Linked DNA regions of Homo sapiens: region 1 is linked to region 2. Evidence: chromatin contacts called from ENCODE Hi-C or POLR2A ChIA-PET data. All regions are on one chromosome and are shown on one strand. The core of a region is the stretch at or near the end of the contact, and the rest is flanking DNA. Distances in the headings are between cores, read along the strand shown.

What was found. Hi-C counts contacts between places; a loop is a spot of excess contacts on that map. ChIA-PET counts read pairs that join two places held with the same protein, here RNA polymerase II (POLR2A). Pooled maps may share reads with other maps.
Region 1: a loop to region 2 is called in a pooled map, with 2.2 times the contacts of the local background. The contact joins two enhancer-like sites. A Hi-C loop is called at or near these places in 3 of 50 pooled maps. POLR2A ChIA-PET finds 5 or more read pairs at or near these places in 5 of 52 experiments (A549, HepG2, IMR-90 and 2 more).

Annotation. Positions count from the first base shown.
Region 1 is chr14:64,934,115-64,938,818 of GRCh38, reverse strand. The region is part of intron 3 of CHURC1-FNTB (CHURC1-FNTB readthrough); the gene reads right to left. CHURC1 (churchill domain containing 1) reads right to left here. Exons shown (of 4, transcript NM_001386928.1): 4 at 3,451-4,704. Among named protein-coding and RNA genes, the nearest start is that of GPX2, 6.3 kb to the left of the region's middle. Within about 2 kb of position 1,463, at least 6 of the 41 ENCODE cell types and tissues checked have a DNase peak (open chromatin) inside an H3K27ac peak, as active enhancers do.
Region 2 is chr14:65,018,678-65,023,155 of GRCh38, reverse strand. All of the region lies in intron 6 of CHURC1-FNTB (CHURC1-FNTB readthrough), which reads right to left. All of the region lies in intron 4 of FNTB (farnesyltransferase, CAAX box, subunit beta), which reads right to left. It also overlaps a transcript of MAX not described here. Among named protein-coding and RNA genes, the nearest start is that of MIR4706, 24 kb to the left of the region's middle. RefSeq lists a silencer at 3,086-3,135. Within about 2 kb of position 2,957, at least 6 of the 41 ENCODE cell types and tissues checked have a DNase peak (open chromatin) inside an H3K27ac peak, as active enhancers do.

The sequences.
Region 1 (4,704 bases), core at 214-2,713, 83 kb after region 2:
CACTGTGGGTACTGGGCCAACTAGATCTGACTTGTGCCTTGGGAAATTCCTGGGCAGTCAGCTTAGTTAATGTTTACCAATAGCAAGGGCATAGAGGGTGTAGTTACTGAGAACACAAACAGCACTTTATCTTTTTCCTGATCATCAAACATCTCGGGTGTTTGATCCTTTGCTAGACTGATTCTCCCTCCTTTTTAAAGTTCATGGCCCGGGTGTGGTGGCTCACACCTATAATCCCAGCACTTTGAGAGGCCGAGACAGGCGGATCACTTGAGGTCAGGAGTTCGAGACCAGCCTGGCCAACATGATGAAACTCTGTCTGTACTAAAAATACAAAAAATTAGCCAGGTGTGGTGGCGCACGCCTGTAATCCCAGCTACTCAGGAGGCTGAGGTGAGAGACTCATTTGAACCCGGGAGGTGGAGGCTGCAGTGAGCCAAGATGGCGGCGCCACTACACTCCAGCCTGGGCGACAGAGTGAGACTCCGTCTCAAAATAAATAAATAAAGTTCACATTACACCCTCATTCTTCTCAAAATCACATATTCACAAATTCAGGCTCCAGACAAATAGAGGCAGGAATGACTGGACTCATTTCTTCCTCTGTAAGAAGGAAGGGGTTGGGGATGGGAGAGAGCCTCCCTTCAGAGTCAGGCTGTTTATAATCTGCCATTTGCAACATCATTATTCCTCACTGTGAGGACAGTTTTGCTCAGAGGCCTTGCAAGGATGGTGTCCCCAATTCCTCATCCAGTGCAGACATAATCAAAACATATCACCACCGCCAAGGTCAGGTTCTATCATGTTCTGGAAAAGATACCTGCTGAGAGGCCACTGCCTGTCACCTTGCCCCACAGACCTCATCCTGGAAACTTCTCATTTCATCTTCCCTTCTTTGACCACTAGATGGAATATTTTCACTTCTATTCACTGAAACCCTGAAGGGACAGTTTTCCAAACTGGACACACTGCTTGAGAAGCCCAATGCTGAAGGGAAAATGTTTTTCCTTTAATTGTTCTGCTTACCCTAACCATTTTCTAAGCACTTGCATCATATGAGAGTGAATGTGGAATAGATGTTTAGGATCCCCACTTTCTGACCTTCAACTAAACCTGTCAACAACAGTGCTTTATTTCAAAAGGGTAACCTGAGTATTACAGTGGGAATCCCCTGACACCTTTCTGCAGGGCCTTCTGCTAACTTAAGGCTACCCTTACCTTCACTCTTGAAACCTCAAGCCTTTCAGATTCCTGCTCTTAAAGTCAACAGCTGGGGTATGAATTATTATGGGGCAGGACCATGTACTGATTTTAGAGCAGTAACTGCAGACAAATTGCTTTCCTGACAAAATAGAGAATTCTTCTTGGATGCTAGTCATCACCTTGACAGTACCATAGCCTGTTGTTACATCCAGTAACAGAGCCAGCTATCTCGGGTGTTGGAAACATGCCACAGGCAACTTAGAGCCTGAGACACCAGTACAATGTGTTCAGTCTTTCCCTTGAGGCCCAAGTTCAAAGAATTATTTAGGGATTCCCAAAGGAATGGGAATTACAGTATAAGTTATTCTGCAGAAAGTCAAGAGAAGGCCATAAAGCTAGAATGAAGGCTCTTCACTTGGGAGGGGAAACACTATTTGCTTCAGACAGAACCTGATCTATTCAGCTCAGGAGGAAACAGGGAAGGCAAGACTGGAAGATTCTATTTTAAAAGGATGTTTAGGTTTACCAAATATTTAGTTGTGCTGTTGTTAAAATGAAGAGAAATTAGAAAGTGTTTCCTTTCCTTTATTCTTCATCTTGTTTGTCCCCCTTATCATCCTCAGAAGTATTAGCTTGTGATCATAAACAGACAAGGCAAAGCTTTAAAATATCACCCACTTTTCTAGATAAACAAAAATCTTTTAATCAGATTTCCCTAGGGGCACCCAGAAGGAGGGGGAAGTCTCCTTAACAACTCTCCCAGAAGTGCTGAGATAATGCTATTCAACTCAGAGGAGGGACAGAGAGAATCACTAACCTGAGGGCTCTTACAAAAACAAAAAACAAAACAAAAAAACCAGAGCTTGGAACAAGTGATTTTAGGAGGCCAGGGTAAAGACACTGAAATCGATAATTATCTTCATGACTATGTTCCCATAGCTATCTCTCCTTAGTTTATGAGACACTGAGGCCCAGTATGGTGGCTCAAGCCTATAATCCCAACACTTTGGGAAGTTGAGGCGGGAAGATGGCCTGAGCCCAGGAGCTCACTATGTAGCCTGGGCTACACAGTGAGACCTCGTCTCTACAAAAAATTAAAAAAAAAAAAAAAAAATCGGCTGAGCATGGTGATGTACACCTGTAATGGTTTCAGCTACTCAGGCAGCTAGGGTGGGAGAATTGCTTGCGCCTGGGAGTTCGAGGCTGCAGTGAGCTATGATTGCACCACTGCACTCCAGCCTGGATGAGACCTTGTCTCAAAAACACTGAGTCAAACTCTAGAACTTTATTATAATCACCATCACAACCATCATCCAAACTACCATTCATTTAATATTTACTATGGGCACAGACTGGGCTAGGTACTTTATATACACTAGGTTATTTAACCCTCATAGAGATCCCATGAAAAATTGTTATTTCTATTAAAAGAAAAGGTAATTGGGCAAGACACTTGCCAAGGACACACAGCTTAGGAAGCAGCAAAGCTGAAAGTTAAAGCCAGGTCAGTCTGACTCCAAAGCCTCTACTCTTAACCATAACACAACAGTGCTTTCTTCTAGCTCAGATTTTTCTTCATAAAGACCACTGACAGCTGCCTGCACACAGCATTAGATTTAAAAATCATTAGATTTAAAAATTCTGTGGAGGCATGATGGTTTCTAGTTTTCCACTGAAGACACTGAGGTACAGACAGGATAAGTGACTTGCTCAGTGTCCCATCATTAGCAGGTGACAAAGCTAATTCTAGACCCAGATCTTTTAATTCCTTTTCTATCCAACTATACTGTATCTTACAACAGTCTTGTACTACAGTAAAAAAAAAACATACATTTTTAAATTGAGCGCCTCAAATAACTAGCCCTGCTCACAACATGAAAGAATGAAACCGAAAGGACTTTTGATACACTGAAATAAAGGACAGTGAACATAAACCTCTTCATGGTAACTTACAAATAACAAGCCATATCTGGTTGTGCCCAAGCTATCTGATGTCAATTAAATTAGTACTGGGAGAACCTAAAACCATGTGAGAAAGAGCTAGATCAAACAAAACAACAAATAGTGGCTGAGCTTTTAACTTCAGGAGCCTAACTAGCCAGACCTGTACATCACAGAATGATTAGAGAAAAAGGAGGTGCCAAGATAAGCCCACGTTTCCAATTATCCCCATGTTTCCAATTATCCCCACAGGTGATTTCTCTTCCTTCTTATATCTCAGGAAGGAAAGTAAAAAGAAGAGCCATGTTTTGCCTAATTCCTTTTTTTTTATTTTATTATTATTATACTTTAAGTTTTAGGGTACATGTGCACGATGTGCAGGTTAGTTACATACGTATACATGTGCCATGCTGGTGTGCTGCACCCACTAACTCGTCATTTAGCATCAGGTATATCTCCTAATGCTATCCCTCACCCCTCCCCTCACCCCACAACAGTCCCTAGAGTGTGATGTTCCCCTTCCTGTCTCCATGTGTTCTCATTGTTCAATTCCTATCTATGAGTGAGAACATGTGGTGTTTGGTTTTTTGTCCTTGCGATAGTTTACTGAGAATGAAGATTTCCAATTTCATCCATGTCCCTAATTCCTAATTTGAACAGAAAAATAAGGATTCTGTGAAACTGGGTTCAAGTGGTCGTTATTAGATCCACATAAGAATCTAGAAAATGATAAAATATCACAAAACACAGCACAATGTGGGTTCACCAATAATGAAATATAGAGAGAGGATCTTATGTTTTAAATTTTTGTAACATATAGTCCAAAACAAATAGATAATTATACATTCTGCAATAGATGAGGACATTGGCAGGGCATATAAAATTAGACTCTTGGGCTTCAAATGACTAAGTTGGAAGCATTAGCAAACTCAAGGAAGGGACAATTCAGAGGCTATAATGGGCTTAATGCTGCTATTTAAAGTAATGAAGCATTTTCTCTGCTTTCTGGATTCATTTCACCAAACGATTTCCTCAGCAGGTCAGATATAGATTTGCAGCAAAATGAAAAACATTTTCCAGGAATAAAACAACTGATCCCTGCAACAGCTGACTTAACTTTTCTGAATAATAAATCTTCATCTGACATGCCCAGATGCCTCAGAGTACTGTCACTGATATTCTTAACCTCTTCCTAACCTTGCCAGATCCTTGTATTTCATATTTGCCAAACATAATTACTGAGAGGGGGTAACTGCACTAGCTGTGTGATCTTAAACAAGTTATTTAACTTCTTTTTTTGTTGTTGTTTTGTTTTGTTTTTGTTTTTGAGATGGAGTCTTGCTCTGTCTCCCAGGCTGGAGTGCAGTGGCATGACCTTGGCTCATCACAACCTCCCTGTCGCGGGTTCAAGCGATTCTCCTGTTCAGCCTCCCATGTTGCTGGGACTGCAGGTGCATACCACCACCCCTGGCTAATTTTTGTTTTTGTATTTTTAGTAAAGACGAGGTTGCACCATGTTGGCCCGGCTGGTCTCAAACTCCTGACCTCAGGTGATCCGCC
Region 2 (4,478 bases), core at 1,708-4,207:
GCTTGGGGAAGTCCAGGTTGCAGTGAGCTGTGATTGTGCCACTGCATTCCAGCCCAGACAATAGAGTGAGACCCTGTCTCAATCAATTAATCAATGTTGATTCTAAACACCGTCATCAGTTTGGATGAAGGATTCAAAGGCATGTACAGTAAATAAGCATATAATACAAAATGAGCAGCAAAACAAATCAGAAACCAATAAGAATAAAACAAATGCAACAGGTACAAATAGCAAGAATTACGCTTAGAGATGGCAGGGGTGGGGGATGGGTAAGGCACATGAATATGGGAAATGACTAGGAACATAGCAGGAAAAGACCAGTAATAAGGGTCCACGAGTTGTGAAGAACAACAATAAAAATGCTTGTTAAAAGCATCATAAATGCAGTATTAGTCAGAACTGTATCTGGCTCTAGCCTCCATTTTCCACCTCAAAGGGAATTCACATGAGAGTTGTAAAAATGACTACTTTTTTTTTTTTTAAGTATTTGGCTGGGTGTGGTGGCTCGTGCCTGTAATCCCTAGACTTTGGGAGGCCAAGGCAGGAGGATCACTTAAGGCCAAGAGTTTGAGACCAGCTTAGGCAATACAGCGAGACCTTATCTCTATTTTTAAAATAATATAAAAAGCTTAATATTACAGACAATCACAGTGAGAAAGCTACCCAGCAAAATACCTCAAATATACAAAGGATAATTACATAAACATTCTAGTAGGTAAAAACTGAGACTAATTTGTAGCAAGAAGTATTTAGGTTACATAAAAAACTTCAGCACTAGACTAGGCTATCATAGACAGACTTAAGGCCTAGGATAAGTTATAAAAATTATAGCTATGTTCTGCACAATTGGGCAGGTTTAAAAAAAAAAAAACAGAAAAAAAGATTACAGCTTTGGAAATAGGAACAGTCATCCATGGGCAGAACGGCTTAGGAGGGGATGTAAATGCAAGATGCATGAGCTGGCATCACATCAAGCTTGTTCTCGTACTAACTAAAACAGCTTCAGCTTGATATAGTGAAGAGGAAATCTCCTTCCCTAGGTAGAATATGACAATGGACAGGTGAAGACGGGCAGCATCTCTTGTTGATTCCGGGTGGCCTCTGCTGCTCACAGAGTCAGACGTGTTATTTGACTCTTCATCAAGCACCGGCAAGTCTCTGGATGGCTGCTGTTCTGGAAGAATGGTCAGGTCGAAAGTTGGCTACTATAGGCCGGGCGCAGTGGCTCACGCCTATAATCCTAGCACTTTGGGAGGCCGACGTGGGCGGATCACTTAAGGCCAGGAGTTTGAGACCAGCCTGGCCAACATGGTGAAACCCCATCTCTACTAAAAATACAAAAATTAGCCAGGCATAGTGGCATGCGCCCGTAGTCCCAGCTGCTTGGGAGGCTGAAGCACGAGAATCGCTTGAACCCGGAAGGTGGAAGTTGCAGTGAGCTGAGATTGCACCAGTGCCCTCCAGCCTGGGGGACACAGCAAGACTGCCTCAAAGGAAAAAAAAGTTGGCTACTTTAGAGCAGAGTTTCTCAACTGTTGACACTGGGGCTCAGTAATTCTTTGGTGCAGGGACCGTCCTGTAGAGGATATTTAGCAGCACCTCTGACCTGCACCCACCAGGTGCCAACAGCACCTGGCCAGGAAAAATGCCCAGGAGACAAAGGCCTAGATATGGTGTCCTCACTGAAAGGTAAGGAAACATACAAACTAGACTTAAAAATTAAAAGGAAAAATATTTAAGGGGCTATTCCGGGGATAAGCTACTAACAACCTTTTGAAAGGGAAAGGATAAAACACTGAAATAGCAAAATTTGAATTTATCTTTGGAAAAATCTTACAAGCTGAAATGTCCTAAAATGGTTTTTAAGTTAAAGGCAATTTTTAAATCTTACAGAAGCTAAAAACATAACTTTAACAGTGCGATGGTCTCCCTGTGAATTTTATTTTGCTCTGTTTCACTGAAGCTGCTTTCAGTAACAAAGAATGGGATTCTCATTAGAGGATGCTTCCTTCAGTGCCAAAACCATTAAGCAAAGCAAATGTACTTAGTCTAGTTCCAAAATATTAATTCATTTTAGATAAACACATATAAATGTGTGCATATAACCTCTTAAAAGAGGGAAGCTAGGCCGGGTGCGGTGGCTCACATCTGTAATCCCAACACTTTGGGAAGCCAAGACAGGTGTATCACCTGAGGTCAGGAGTTCAAGACCAGCCTGGCCAACATGTTGAAAGCCTGTCTTTACAAAATACAAAAATTAGCTGGGCGTGGTGGCACACCCCTGTAATCCTAGCTACTTGGGAAGCTGAGGCAGGAGAATCACTTGAACCCGGGAGGTGGAGGTTGCAGTGAGCTGAGATCATGCCACTGCACTACAGCCTGGCAACAAGAGCAAAACTCCGTCTCAAAAAAAAAAAAAAAAGGCCGGGCGCGGTGGCTCATGCCTGTAATCCCAGCACTTTGGGAGGCTGAGGCAGGTGGATCACCTGAGGTCAGGAGTTCGAGACCAACTTGGCCAACATGGTAAAACCCAATCTCTACTAAAAATACAAAAATTAGCCGGGTGTGGTGGCTCCCGCCTGTATGCCTGTAGTCCCAGCTACTCGGGAGGCCGAGGCAGGAGAATTGCTTGAACCCAGGAGGTGGAGGTTGCAGTGAGCCAAGATCGTGCCACTGCACTCCAGTCTGGGCAACAGAGCGAGACTCTCAAAAAAAAAAGAGGCAAGCTGAAGTCCTACCTATGGACTGGGCATGGTGGCTCACGCCTATAATCCCAGTGTTTTGGGAGGCTAAGGCAGGAGGATCAATTGAGCCCAGGAGATTGAGACCAGCCCAGGCAACACAGCAAGGCACTGTCTCTACCAAAAATAAAGAAAACATTCCAGGCTATGAATACATTATTCTTGAAACCTCTGATACCAGCAGTAACAACCTCGCCTTGCTGGCTTTGGTCAGCGGTCATAGCAGCTGACAAAAGTATTTTGTCCACTAGAGGGAACCCAGCTTATCATATTGTTCCCTAAACAAATAGAAGCACAGCAGTGAACAAAATAGGAAAGAGAAACCTTTGTGTAAGTGTAGGGGGCGTGTGTGTTACATGCAGGGGAAAAGAAGGCAGGAAAATAATAAAACTGCAGAGCTAGACTTTTTGACTCTAGGTCACCTTAATATATTTGTATGAAGAAAGAAAACTGAACGCATTTCAAAGCATTTCATTTCCCTGTGCAAGATAAATAAAAAGGCAATATTCTATTTCAGCTAGTCTAAAAAAAATCTTCTATTTATATAGAAGTCCTTAAGATTTATCTGTATCTTACTAAAAATAATCTATTTCCTTATGGGTCAGAGCCAGTAGGCTTTGTTCATAACAAGTGTTTTCTGCACCTAGAAGTAACCACCTCCTAGGCACAAAGCAAAATACATTATTGGGAAGTCTAAGAAATGTTTAAAAGTTCACTAAATCAATGCGTAGAAGAACCACAGGTAAAGCTTTTAAGGCATCTGTGAAGCAGAAACTCTCATTAACTGTCAAGTGGTTTTTGAAATAAGGACAAATCAGCTTATTTTTAAACCATTCCTTTTTTAATTACAAAATAATAAAAGATCATTGTAGAAACTTCAGAAAATGCAAGTAAGCTTAAAAAAAATGTTTTGTTTGTTTGTTTTTTGAGACAACAGTCTCCTTCTGTTACCCAGGCTGGAGTGCAGTGGTGTGATCTCGGCTCACTGCAACCTCTGCCTCCCGGATTCAAGCAATTCTCCTGCTTCAGTCTCCCGAGTAGCTGGGATTACAGGTGCCAGCCACCACATCTGGCTATTTTTTGTATTTTTAGTAGAGACAGGGTTTCACCATGTTGGCCAGACTGGTCTCGAACTCCTGACCTCAAGTAATCCGCCTGTCTCAGCCTCTCAAAGTCCTGGGATTACAGCCATGAGCCACTACATCCAGCCAGAAAGTTCTTCTTTTTCTTTTTCTTTTTTTGAGATGGAGTTTCACTCTTGTTGCCCAGGCTGGAGTGCAGTGGTGCAATCTTGGCTCACCGCAACCTCCGCCTCCCGGGTTCAAGCGAGTCTCCTGCCTCAGCCTCCTGAGTAGGAGCCGGGAGTGCAGTAACAGAAGGAGACTCTTGTCTCAAAAAACAAACAAACAGCCTCCTGAGTAGGATTACAGGCATGCGCCACCACGCTTGGCTAATTTTGTATTTTTAGTAGAGACGGGGTTTCTCCATGTTGGCCAGGCTGGTCTCAAACTCCCGACCTCAGGTGATCCACCCACTTCGTTCTCCCAAAGTGCTGGGATTACAGGTGTGAGCCACCGCGCCTGGCCTTTTTTTTTTTTTTTTTTTAAGACAGAGTCTCACTCTGTCCTCCAGGCTGGAGTAGAGTGGCATGATCTTGGCTCGTCGCAACGTCCACCTCCCAGATTCAAGCAATTCTCCTGCCTTAGTCTCCCGAGTAGCTGGGATTACAGGCATACA